Regions from separate parts of the Homo sapiens genome. Here region 1 is linked to region 2. A link is a contact called in ENCODE Hi-C data. All regions are on one chromosome and are shown on one strand. Each heading gives the region's core, a stretch centred on a gene start or an enhancer-like site at or near the end of the contact. The rest is flanking DNA. Distances are from core to core; before and after follow the strand shown.

Region 1 (6,756 bases), core at 440-2,939, 1.6 Mb after region 2:
TACAAAAACTCAAATGGGTTTTACTCAATGAGCTTTTCAAAGGTCTTGTGTAAATCAAATTTATGCATATGGAATTATATCTTAAATATGCTATAGAAATATGGTAGTTGAAAAACTGCAGGCAATCACACTTACCTAAAACACATGCATCTGTGTTTCTTTTAGGGAATTAAACCCTTCCCAATATACTGGGGTAGGCGTGCTATTATAATTTTTCTGTTTGGAGAATGAAGACCACCAGTGTTTTATTCTTATCTTCACTGTTCAGAATTGAAACCTATTGTACACACACAGTAACGGAGATCAATGTGATGAACCAAAGGATACAAATGTATGTAAGCCACTGGCTGACCTCCAAGAGCTTATAATCTATTTCAAGAGAAGTGAGCATGAAAAAAGAAAAATGTAAATTACGTTACGTGTGAAATATATTAACTGCAAATAAAAGCTACAGGCAAAGAAAATGATATAAGAAATTAGAAAACTGGAGAAAAGACTGCATTATAATGCGATCAGAAAAGGTTTGAGTACAAAGGAGGCTCTCTGCAGTGCTTAGCAAAGCCAGGATTTAAAGCAGTAGAGAGCTGGGAGAAGGCAGGGGGCATTCAAGGTGGCATACTTTTAGAAGGAAACGGCAAGAGATGAAAAAAGACCATGAATGTGCGGGAACAAGCGTCTAAAGGAGCAGCTTCTATAAAACAGAGGGGTACCTGGGAATCACATACAGTGCCTGCAGACACTACCTTGGCCCAGGGACAATGCTTATGAAAAATATGGAAGGATGCAAAGCCACCCTAAAGAATCTGACTGAAGTCTCAGGAATACCAGAAAGCTCAAGAATCATCCATGTCTATTTTTTTAAACTGATAAACTTTTTTCAAACAAAATCTTTCCCCAAATCATACGCAAATGAAAATGGGACAATACAAAGGTGCTGCAGCAGGAGTGAGCGAGGGGTGCCCGGAAGCCCTCGGCAGCCACCCCTCTGCCCCAAGCCATTTGAGAAGCAGAACTAAGGTTGAAAACTATGTATCTCTTCCCATTGCCCTTTTTGGGCCTGAATATGCTCAGAACATCTTCTCCAAGCATTTGTCTGATGCACACTTGGTAGAGATGATGGATCCCCTCGCCTGATGAGATGGCCCGTGCTGGCTTTTCTTGGGTGAAGGTGAAATGTGTCTCCTAGCACAAATAGGATGGAGTTCCTACACTTGGGCCATAAAGAACGCATCTAGGCAGGGCACTGTGGTGGTTCATGGACTGTAATCCCAGCACTTTGGGAGGCTGAGGTGGGAGGATCGCTTAAGTCCAGGAGTTTGAGACCAGCCTGGGCAACATGGCAAAACCCCATCACTACTAAAAATACAAAGACTAGCTGGTCATGGTGGTGCACACCTGTAATCTCAGCTACTCGAGAGGCTGAGGCAGGAGGATATCTTGAGCCCAGAATTAGAGGTTGCAGTGAGCTTTGATTGAGCCTTTGTACTCCAGCCTGGGTGACACAGTGAGACCCTGCGTCAAGGAAAAAAAAAAAGAACATATCTAATGGTCCCCCCTCTACATGATATAACCTCAAAAAGTTGGTAATACCTGTGAGACTCCTTTCTTCAGGTTAACATATGGGCAGTTTCACTAACCATTTGTCTCGTCTGTAGACAACTGAAGTTAGAGAGGGGAACCATATATCCACCCAACAGAGAAATGAAACTAGTGGTTAGCTGGCAGGCTATGCCGGTGATGGGAACTGTTGTTATGTATGTAGGCAGAGGTGAAACTTTAACGTCATGAGCGAACATGGACTCTAAGACAAAGAGTGTCGACAGTGAACACACAGACCAGAGGGCTTAGCACTGAGGTTGGAACTGATCTAGAAAGAAGAGGAACCAGGAAGGAAACAATCCCAGATGAATCAAACAGGGAGGAAGAATCTCAGGCACTGAAGCTAGAGGAAGGAAGGGAGAGTTTCAAGAAGATGAGAATGGGCAGCTTTGCCGAGCGTAACCGAGAGGGTGAGGACAACCAAGGCAGAGGTGCCACCAAAAAGGGGAGCCCTGTAGAGAGGTAAATTGTTGTTCATGCAAATATTAAAATAAGCATGGAACAACATAGATGGCATATACTGGTAACATTTAAATAAGCCTGGAATGGAAAAACAGAATAAAATACTACCAAAAGAGAGTTACTAGGTCAAGGGGAGGATTTTCCAAGGTGAAAACAGAAGAGTTCACTGTTGAAGACAGAGAAGAAGAAAAGAATAAGAGAAGAGAACATGGCTGGGACAAAGCCCCAGGTAGGGTAGAAAGGATGGGCTAATATCATTTGACCCCGCAATCTCATTACTGGGTATATACCCAGAGGATTATAAATCATGCTGCTTTAAAGACACATGCACACGTATGTTTATTGCGGCACTATTCACAATAGCAAAGACTTGGAACCAAGCCAAATGTCCAACAATGATAGACTGGATTAAGAAAATGTGGCACATATACACCATGGAATACTATGCAGCCATAAAAAATGATGAGTTCATGTCCTTTGGATCCATTCTCAGCAAACTATCGCAGGGACAGAAAACCAAACACTGCATGTTCTCACTCATAGGTGGGAATTGAACAATGAGAACACATGGACACAGGAAGGGGAACATCACACACCGGGGCCTCTTGTGGGGTAAGGGAAGGGGGGAGGGATAGCATTAGGCGATATACCTAATGTTAAATGACGAGTTAATGGGTGCAGCACACTAACAAGGCACATGTATACATATGTAACTAACCCGCACGTTGTGCACATGTACCCTAAAACTTAAAGTATAAAAAAAAAAAAAAAAAAACACCTATGTGGAGCATTGGGGGTTGGGATAAGCTGAAAGCACTGGAAACAAATTGGGACCACCTCTTCCCTTCTCTGCTAGCAGTAGAAAAAGCAAAACAAAACAGGAAGGCAGGAGATAAAGGCATCAGGTAGTCTGTGATGCCATGCAAATATGTAGGCCGAGAAGTTCTAGGCAAAGACAGAAGTGGTAGCTTTCTGGTCTGTGTCTTCCTTGAAAAGCAAGGCCTGAGGGGGCAGGGCAGAGACAAGAAATACTGGAGGCTTGAAGAGTTTATGCAGGGAACAGAAAAGCTGCTGCTCAGAAATGGTGAGTGGCCAAGATGGAAAAAAAAAATCACAGAGTACTAGGGAGCCAGTGAATATTCCATAGCACAAATTGGCTATGTGTCCAATTAGGACACCTCTTTATTACCAGAGGATGCCTCCCACTTGTCTTTTAATTTTTTCTCCTTCCTAAACATTGAAAAAGTTAGGCAGAGAAAGAATGAGAACAGAGGGCAAATGTTCACAATGGAAGTGCAGGTGAAAAGGAAAACCAGAGTACCTAATTTTCTAATCTAGCTAATAATGGCTGCTTTTATTGAGGAATCACTCTAAGCTATGCAACATGCTACACTCTTTTCACATGATTTCTTTAATCTTCACAAGGACCATCAAAGTAGCAAATTATTATCCCAAAGAAACTGAGGCTCAAGGCTAACTGAGCCTTTCACAGAAAGCAGGGCTCCAGGACTGCTATGGTCTGAATGTTTGTGTCTCCCCAAAATTCATCTGTTTGAAACCTGGCCCCCATGGTGGTGGTATAAAAACATGCTTGACAGAGCCTGTTTGCCCCTTTTGCCTGTGGGGAAACATACAAGGCACCATTTATGAGGAACAAGCCCTCATCACACACCACATCCACTGGTGCCTTGATCTTGGACTTCCCAGCCTCCAGAACTGTGAACAATAAATTTCTGTTGTTCATAAATTTCCCAGTTTAAGGTACTTTGTTATAGCAGCTGAAGGAACTAAAACAAGTGCTCACATCCAGGTTTAAATGTCCTTGGAGCCCACTGCCTCTTACTAGATGCTGCTTATTGAAGTGTTTGGGATTCCAGACTCTTGACCGAGAAACAAATACATTATTCAGGACATAATAGGTTAACAAGAACAGTGCATGCAGGAGCCTTGATATATCCAGACAACAAGCATCCTCATCCTCAAGCGGCTCCCCGGGCTTGAAACTCAACAATACATTGTGAAGGCGAGAGCAGGAGTCAGGAACCAGTGAGTTGATAATTCTTTTGAGACCTTCCTGTGATACAGCAAAGTCCATGTCTAAGAAGCTCCTGGGGATTTTTCCTGCTGAGTGGAAACACAGAATTTTCTCCTAAATATTTAGAAAGAAGATAAACAAGTCCATCATGGGCAGACGTCCCTCTGAAAACTCCAGGCACTGATGGAGGGTGGCTGAGCAGAATTGAGCACCTGATAAGATAATCACTACTCAGGAAGCACCGCCTCCCAGTTATTCATTCATGAAATATCTTTTCATTTTAAGGACTGTTCACCAGGCAAGGAGAAACAACACTCAAAGACAGGCAGTTCCCAGTCTAATGACTGCTTCTCAAACTGTGGAAGCCCTTGGATTAGATTCATCTGGTGCTTATCACAGATGCAGATGAAAAGCCCTGCCCCTGGCCAGCAGAATCACAATCTCTGCAGCTGGGGCTGCATTTTGCACAAGCTGGTATATGCATTTTGTACAAGCTCCCTGGATGCTTCTTGTACACAGTCAAGGTTGAGGACCACTGGGTTCAGTTGATAGACAAGGACAATACAATGTGATAAGTGGAGGGGCACCCAAAATTTTGGGAGACAATAGAGCAGCAGTGCTTAACCCAACTTTTGGAAACGGCTTTTAGTGAAATAGCAGCTATCCAGGCTAAAAAGAAGCAAAGAGCTTTCTAAATGAAGCTAACATGCTATGGGAGAGAGGCAGGTTATGTGATCTTTACTGAACAAGGTAGAAGATTAGGAGAAAACCCAAGTAATAATCATTTCTTCTACTCTTCATTGCATGTGAAAACATACTTCTAATTCTTGTGCCAACTTCTGATTCAATCAAGAAACAACATCTGACAGCAACACTTCCATAAGTCTCATTGTAATTCCAGCAACTGCAGGGCAATTAGGAACTGGGTTCCTAATTGCCCGTCTAGGTTTCCATATGTGATTAATAGGAGGCCTATAATTTAACCAACTGTTTACACTTGTCATCTGTAAAACCAGAATAATTATCAAGAATTAGGCAATGCAACACCATGTACCTCTTGATATGATGAGCCAAAAAGGACACATCATTTCTCTACATTTCTGCCAAAAATACAAAACTCGAATCTGATCAGCAGGATATGTGAGAGAACCCCAAACTGAAGACTTTTCCTAAAATAGCTGTCCTGTACTCTACAAAAATGTCAAGGTCACAAAAGATAAAGACTGAGAAATTTCTAAAGATCAATGGAGATCAAAGAGACCTGACAATAAACATAGTACATGATCCTGGACAGGATATTACACCAGAGAGAAAATAGCTATAGAGGATCTTATTGGGACAACTGATGGAATTTGAATATGGATTACGAACTGTGAATTTGACGATAGCATTATACCAGTATTCAATTTATTTCTGGTTTTATAAATGTACTGTGATTATTATGTAAGAGAATGGCTACAATCTTAGGGACATACACACTGAGTGTTCAGGGGTGAAGGGGGATGGTGCTTCCAGGGCTCCATCAAATGGTTCAGAAAAAGTAGGTACAGAGTTCTTTGTACTATCCTGGCAATTTTTGTGTGTTTAAAATTGTATCAACATAAAATTACTTGTCAAAGCTATCAGGCCATGAAAAACAAGGAAAGACTGAGAAATTGTCCAAAACGGAAGGAGACTGAGGAAACGTGACAATTCGTATCCCTGGATTGGATCCTCGAACAGAATAAGGACATTAGTGGAAAATCCGGTGAAATCCAAATAAAGTTGGTAGTTATGTTAATGTGATGTACCAATGTCAATTTCTTAGTTTTGACTAATGTACCAAGATTAAGATATTAACATAAGGGGAAACTGGAAATAGGGTATAAATGTAAGCATATACAATCTTTGTAATTTTCTGTAAATCTAAAATTATTCCAAAATAAGCAGATAATTTAAAAATATATATATTAAAACACACACATAGCAAAGGCCATCTCCAAAGGCAGAGAACACTACACTAACCTCACAGGTAAGGAGGAGGACTGTCTATCAAGAGCTGCTGTCTTAAAGCAGAGGTTCCCAAACTGCACTGACCATGGCAGAATCAAAATTAAATAGTTTACCAGAACCACTAAATTAGAGTCTCTTGGGATGGGACCACTGAAAATAGTTATTTCGAATAAGTGCCTGGGTAATTCTGATTAGTACTCGGGCTTGGGCACCAGGTATCCAGCTCAGCACGTCTCAGATTGAACTACACACAGGGATACCCTGGAGATCTTGTTAAAATGCAGACTTGGGTCAGGAGGTCTGGAATAAGACCAGAGATTCTGCATTTCTAATGTGCTTTCGGGTGATGCCCAAGCATGTGGTCCAAAGCTCCACAGATTGAGAAGGGCAATGCAACAAGACAGAGGGCCCCAGTGCATGCCACTGCGGGGCATTCAGGACCTCTCTACACGTGTGTGAGACCAACTTCCATCTCACTGAAGCCACTGGTCTCTTAGGCTGTGGCCAAACCTAATCCAAACTACATTTAGTCTGCACCGAGTATCTCCAAACATTTTCTTAAGGTAAATTTTAACTAGCATCTCAAACCACATATGAAAGCAGATAAGCATCTGTTGCCTGACTCAAATATATCCGAAACTATTAGGCATCTCTACTTTTCTCTGTTT
Region 2 (6,757 bases), core at 4,171-6,670:
GTTGCAAGGTGGCTGCTATCATGCCATGCAAAATGCAAATGCAAAAAGTATGCAGATACAAAAAGTATCTCTTTTCATAAGTCTCATTTTAAGGGCAAGGAAAAACCTGCAGGCCTTTCTGCCACTCTCTTGACCCACTTACTTAACTGTGGAACAAGTCACAAACACCTGTTTAAGTGGATCACTTGGCCAGGAGGGAGAGATTGCCATTATCCTTAGATGGAGGAGAATGGGGGTGGGGGTTGTTATGCCTGAACATAATCAGTGCTCTGCCAGTGAGTAAGAGCAGAGATGGGGTGATTAATAGGCAACCCCTCACCAAGGAGCCATTGTAAAGCTTCAGGCCAGTTCAGAAGGTGATGAAGATGGAAAGCCTCCAAAGCAACCAGAACAACCAGAAGGAACACGCTTTTACAGCTTGCTTCTGATTCCACACCGCGAGGACAATGGGTCCAGCATGCCACACTGATCCAGGAACTTAGAACTAAGTAAGAAGCAAGGGAGAGAGGCTGCTATAGCTGAAACCCAGAGAATGAACTTTCTCCCAGGAGGTTGCAAGGGCTGCCCTTGTAAAAGATCCTGTCCTGGGTTTAAAGGTTAGCAAATTTTCTGTTTTGTTTTGCTTTGACTGCATGAGGGTTGAGTTAAAGTGAAATAATATTTAAGACTTATTTTTTAAATAAGATATTTTATGTTTTTATTTTTGTTTTTTTTTTTTTTTTTGGTTGGTAGAGACAGGGTCTCACTGTGTTGCCCAGGCTGGTTTTGAACACCTGGGCTTCTAATCCTCCTGCCTCAGCCTCCCAAAGTGCTAGCATCACAGGCATGTGCCACCACACCCAACCCCTTAAAAGTCTTTTTACAAATGAGAACATGAACAATTGCCTTTCAGATTATTTCCTGGTCATCAAAGATTTCTTTCTTTATTTACATAAAGGGGACAGGGGTCAGTCTGTGTATTGGAAGATGTGCCCATATTTGGTCACATATTGGAAGAGTACAAAATTGCCCAAATAAGGGATATTTATTGCCTTCCTGACTGCAGACTCAAGGAGGCAGGAACTTTGACATTTTCTCCAATGCCTATCTGTATCCACATTGCCTGTAACATAGTATATGCTCAATAAATATTGATTGAACTAATTAAAAAATGTCATTCTCTACTCCCAAACTATAAAAACCTGGAAGGGTATATTCTTGCTGGATGGGAGCCTGAAGAAGACAGGAAGGGAGCTAAAGATATCTCTCTTAGTCATTCTCTGTGTCCGACATATGCCCACATGTATAGTCCTAAATGCCACTGTCTCTCAGTTGGTTTCTATCAGGACCTAAGCCCTGTGGAGACAGCAGCTTGCAGAGTCTCTAGCCCAGGGAAGCAAGAGGTGGGCCAGATGGAATCCCCCAGCTCAGGGAAGGTCTTACCTATCCATGCATTTGAGGAAGGAGGAAGTGGGACAGTCATTCACCAGTCTAAATCTTACTGCTAAAACTAGACCGAGTGCTACATCTCCAAATCTGGAGGGCCAGGATATCTGTCACACAGGCAGGCCAAAAATTGTTCTTCCCAGGGTGGGGACAGTGGAAGCCATATAAACACTTGCCAATTAGTTCATCTACATTTTAAAAAGGTGCAGAAAATTCTTGTTCCTTTCCGCTGGAGGAACTTTACAAATGACCTTGACAAAAACCCCTCAAAACCTATAGAACCAAATTTTATTATAACGCTCTTTTTATTCCCTTGCTTCTATTTCCTCCTTTCTCTTCTTTTTCTATTTCTTTTCCTTTCTCTTTCTTTACATTTCTCCCTCTTTCTTCCTGCTTGTCCAGCTTTTCTTCCTCTTCCCCCTTTAAGGTGATACTTTGGGACTGAAAGTATATTTTAATATTTATCTAAAGCAGTTGTTTCTTTGTCCATGGTTCCCTGACCCTTCACAGAAAATAATTCTTCCATCCTAAATTGACTTTTATGATAGTTATCTAAAGATTTAAGGATCCAAATATGTACAAGTCAAATACAATAAAAGGAAAAAAATCATTTAAAGACTAACATTTAAGCATTTTAGCCTCTACTATTTTAAAATTAGAGTTCAACTCGATGCCATTTATATTTGAACTCCTAAAATTACAACCATCATCTGCATTTTACAGGCTTCCCCTATCTATGCAGACATTTCCTGTTCTGTCTTCTCTTTCCCCAGAGACCCATTACAACTTGCTTATCGTTGGGTAGAGGTTATATCCAGGGAAGAGGGAACCGAGGAGAAGTGGAGGAAAGGAGGAAGGCATGAGATGTTGGCCCTAACCTAGATTGGTATGTTTACTCTCATCCGACTGGGTTGACTTTAGAATGAAAATGTTTTCCCACTTAATTAATTTAAAATTAGTTATTCAAATATGTTTTTCAAAACTCAGTACAATTATGTATATCACACTTGTGCAAAACATCACCAATTCTCAAACCCCAGATCTACAGATCTGAGGTCAGCAATTCCAGCTAACACTTATATAGTGCTTCCCATGTGCCAGACACTGTGCAAAGCGTTTCATGTGTATTGACTCATTTCATCCTTCAACAGCCCTGCAAGGCAGGTATTAGTCAGCTTGGGCTGCCATAACAAAACACCATGGACTAGGTGGCTTAAACAACGAACATTTATTTTCTTACAGTTCCAGAGACTGGAAGTTCAAGACCAAGGTATAGCAGAGCTGGTGTCTGGTGAGGGCTCTCCTCGTAGGTGGCAGACAGCTGCCTTCTCACTGTGTGCTCACCTGGCCTTTCCTCTGTGTTCCTCAGAGTGAGTGAGCTCTCTGGTGTCTCTTCTTATGAAGATACTAATTTATGGGATCAGGGCTCCATCTTTAACACCTCATTCAACCTTAATTACTTTCTTAGAGCCACCATATCCATATCCAAATACAGCTACATTGGGGGTTAGGGGTTCAACATATGCATTTTGGGGGACACAAACATTCAGTCCACAATGGTAGGTAATATTGTACTCCCTATTTCTCAGGTTAGGAAACTGAGGCCACACTGATTGAGTAATTTGCCCAATGTCACACAAATAATAAGTGTCAATACTGGGACTTGAACGCCAGCATCCATACTTTTAACCACTATGCTGTGCTCTCTCTCATCATGAGTCATGACGATGATCACGTTAGATTGTGTTAGATGATGTTAGATCATGAGTCATGATCTAACATCTAGCAACCCATCAACATCATCAACATCTAACAAATCCAATCCTTTGAACCTATTATAGAATCATCAGAGCTTTACCACGCTTTTTAGAAAAAATTTCCCTACAAGAATACAGTCTCTCACTATTATTATTATATTAGAGATAGATTTCTATATTATCAAATTTAGAGCAAATAACTTATATTTGCTATCAACTAGCTCTTAAAATGATTATATCTTGATTACTCTAGTAAACAAACATCATCTATTTCTCTCTACATTTAAACTATTAAAACTCAACAATAAGAAAACAACTCATTTGAACAGTGGGCAAAAGATCTTGACAAGACATGTCATCAAAGAAGATATGCAGATAGCAAATAAGCATATGAAAAGATGCTTCACATCATATGTCATCAGGAAAATGCCAATTAAAACAACAGTGAGATACCACTACACAAACCTATAGGAATGGCCAAAATCCAGAATATGACAACCCCAGATGCTGCCAAGGGTGAGGAGCAACAGGAATTCTCATTCATTGCTGGTGGGAATGCAAAATGGTACAGCCACTTTGGGAAACATGTTGGCAGTTACTTATGAAACTAAGTTTCTATATCATAACACAAGTAGATATAAATATAACCAGTGGTAGGGTTTTTTTAGAGGCTGTATTATTTTTTAAGAATTTAAAGCTTTAAACCCAAATTTCTACTCAGAAAGATGAGCATTGTAATTTGATGAGATTACCCTTAGAATTCTTGCCAGTCAATGACTGCTTTTACACCAACTTACAGATTGTGCTGTGTTCAAATACATACTGAGGGGAATCTGATGAACTGACTGGCAACAGTCTTCAAATTCTTAAAGGTGAGGGGAAGAGTGCATCAGGTAAGAGCAAAGCTCCCGGAATCGGGATATCCAGGTCTGAATCTTGACTCTGCTGTGTCCTTGAGTGAGCTACTCAACTTGTCTACACCTCAGTTTCTTCATTCGTAAAATGAAGCTATGGTAGCTTCTACCTTATATGACGATTGACTGATAGGCTCCATGTTGAGTGTAAATTAAATAGTGCCTGGATAAGTACTCACTAAAGAATCGTGTTTTTTTTTTATTGTAAATTTCCAAAGAGAATGTTTTATACTTTTTAAAAAGTGTTTTTATTCCCCAATGCCCCTAACAGGAAATGACACCATCATTGTTACATGAGAAAATGATAAATGTTTTGAGAGGTCAATGTTCCACCCCAACTCATTCTCAGTGTTACTATTTTCACCAGGAAACAGTAGAAGTGACACAGGAGGTGGCCAGGGAAGTGCTGGGTAGACAAGGGTGGGGTTCCTGGCGAGGGCTCCACCCTCAGGCTTGTGCCCATGGACCTAAGTAAGAACAGGCACCCGTGTTTTCATGCCCAAATGTTGCATTTTCCAAGACCACTCTGGCCTGCCACACCCCCATCCTGTGCCCATAAAAACCCTGAGACCCTAGCGGGCGTGGACACAAGCAGTTGGACGTTGAGAGGAGCAGAGGAGCAGAAGAGCGCACCGACAGACACCAGCAGACAACAGCAGGCCATTGAGGCAAGACGATGCAGAAAATTCGGTCGGGGCAGTCAGAGGAGAGTCCAGCCGCTGGACAGCCTGACTCCAGGGGAAGACCGCCTTCCCACTCCATCCCCCTTCTGGCTCCCCATCCACCTTGCTGAGAGCAACCTCCACCACACAATAAAACCTTGCACCGATCTTCCAAGCCTACATGTTATCCGATTCTTTCCGGTACGCTAGGGCAAGAACTGAGGATACAGAGGCCCTCTGTCCTTGTCATACGGCAGAGGGTCTAATTGAGCTGGTTAACACAAGTTGCCTGCAGACGGCAAAACTGAAAGAGCACACTGTAACACATGCCCACTGGGGCTTCAGGAGCTGTAAATACTCAACCCTAGGCACTGCTGTGAGGTCGGAGCTCCATGGGTACCTTTTAACCACAAGTTTCAGCATTTCTTTTCAAGGAGAACTTATGTCTGGAAATATGGATGGAAGATGAACCGAGGACTCGTCTTTAACACCGCATGCTACTCTACTAAAGACTGAGAAAAATGTCAGTTGTCCGGAGCTCCCCACGACCTGTCTGCATGCTCCCCCTAGGGGTTTGAGCAGTGGGACACTGAACATGCGAGCCGCACATCTGTCGCATGTCCTGCCAGGGAGATAAGGAAACTTTCTGTTTCAGAAGTTCTACTTTGAGGCAAAACCAGGCCTCACATGGGCAAGAACATTGCTAGACCTCAGGCCTTGCTCTTAAACAGCAGCTGCGTACCCCAGCCCTGCACGGGAAGTGGGGAGGAGCTCTTGCTTCTTCCCACAACAAACAGGTTCTCACCTGTGCAGCTCCTGTGAATTACATGACATCAATGTGTATGTAGGTTCTTTTTTTATTTTTTTTTTATTTTTACTATTTTTATTTTTATTTTTTGAGATGGAGTCTTGCTCTTTCACCCAGGCCGGACTGCAGTGGCGCTATCTCGGCTCACTGCAAGCTCCGCCTCCCGGGTTCATGCCATTCTCCTGCCTCAGCCTCCTGAGTAGCTGGGATTACAGGCGCCTGCCACCACGCCCGGCTAATTTTTTGTATTTTTAGTAGAGATGGGTTTTCACCGTGTTAGTCAAGATGGTCTCGATCTCCTGACCTCGTGATCTGCCCGCCTCGGCCTCCCAAAGTGCTGGGATTACAGGCGTGAGCCACCGCACCCGGCCAATGTGTATGTAGGTTCTATCTTTTAGGGAAAGACACTGTAATGTGGAGCATTTCTCTTCAGAATCTACTTAAAACCAGATATTTCAGTTATTAGAGTGAATTAAAACTATTAAGTAGCACATAAAATATATTTTGACCAGTCAAACCTAATTGTAGACTGTTAGTGTAGACACCCATCAGCACACCTACACTCTCACAGACACAAGAGTATCTGTTTGTCTCTGTTGATATGGTTGGGAAGTTTTGCTTTGTGACCTGGGGAGTAGAACCAAGTGTTGCTGAGAGAGCTAAGAACCAAGAGGAGGAGGTTGGAAGGATGGTATGGATTCTCTTCCTTCCTAGCTCTTTGGATTTGGTTTTAGACCCCAATGGTTAGATGCATAAGAGCCAGAAAGCAGGGAAACTGTCCACAAAAAACCCTTTATGGTTCTCAGTTCCAAGCATCATTGCTTCAGCTCCCAGGTGACAAAGTGTAGCTCAGTGCTGAGATGAGAGGCCATTTTCCCTGCTTGTGCATAAAACCCCCTCTGCTTTGACAACCTGAGGACTGGCTGGGCTGGCAGGCCACTACAAGATGCATGGCACTAGCTTCCTCTTCTTAGGTGAGAGTCACCTGGGGTATGGACAGTGGGTCCGGCACTGGGGGAAGCACAGCAACCGCCCTAACAGACTCCTCCCAGAATCTCACACACTTCCAATGGACCAGCTTTCCCTCACCCCCACCAGGCAGCACAGGGCAGGACTGTGTTTTGAGCTTAATCAGCACTGCTTTCATGATGGGCTGTGACAACACTGAGGATTTCCATGTGGCCCTGCAGA

The links. A loop is a pair of places that touch in the nucleus more often than their neighbours do. Pooled maps may share reads with other maps.
Region 1: a map with no recorded cell type shows a loop between it and region 2 (29-fold over the local background). The contact joins two enhancer-like sites. A Hi-C loop is called at or near these places in 1 of 168 maps with a recorded cell type or tissue (GM12878), 23 of 37 single-sample maps with no recorded cell type and 9 of 50 pooled maps.

What each region holds. Positions count from the first base shown.
Region 1 is chr7:37,334,707-37,341,462 of GRCh38, forward strand. All of the region lies in intron 2 of ELMO1 (engulfment and cell motility 1), which reads right to left. Among named protein-coding and RNA genes, the nearest start is that of ELMO1, 110 kb to the right of the region's middle. Within about 2 kb of position 1,690, at least 7 of the 41 ENCODE cell types and tissues checked have a DNase peak (open chromatin) inside an H3K27ac peak, as active enhancers do; they include GM12878, where a contact is called at or near this core.
Region 2 is chr7:35,720,056-35,726,812 of GRCh38, forward strand. No RefSeq gene overlaps it. Among named protein-coding and RNA genes, the nearest start is that of LINC03013, 7.0 kb to the left of the region's middle. Within about 2 kb of position 5,421, at least 7 of the 41 ENCODE cell types and tissues checked have a DNase peak (open chromatin) inside an H3K27ac peak, as active enhancers do; they include GM12878, where a contact is called at or near this core.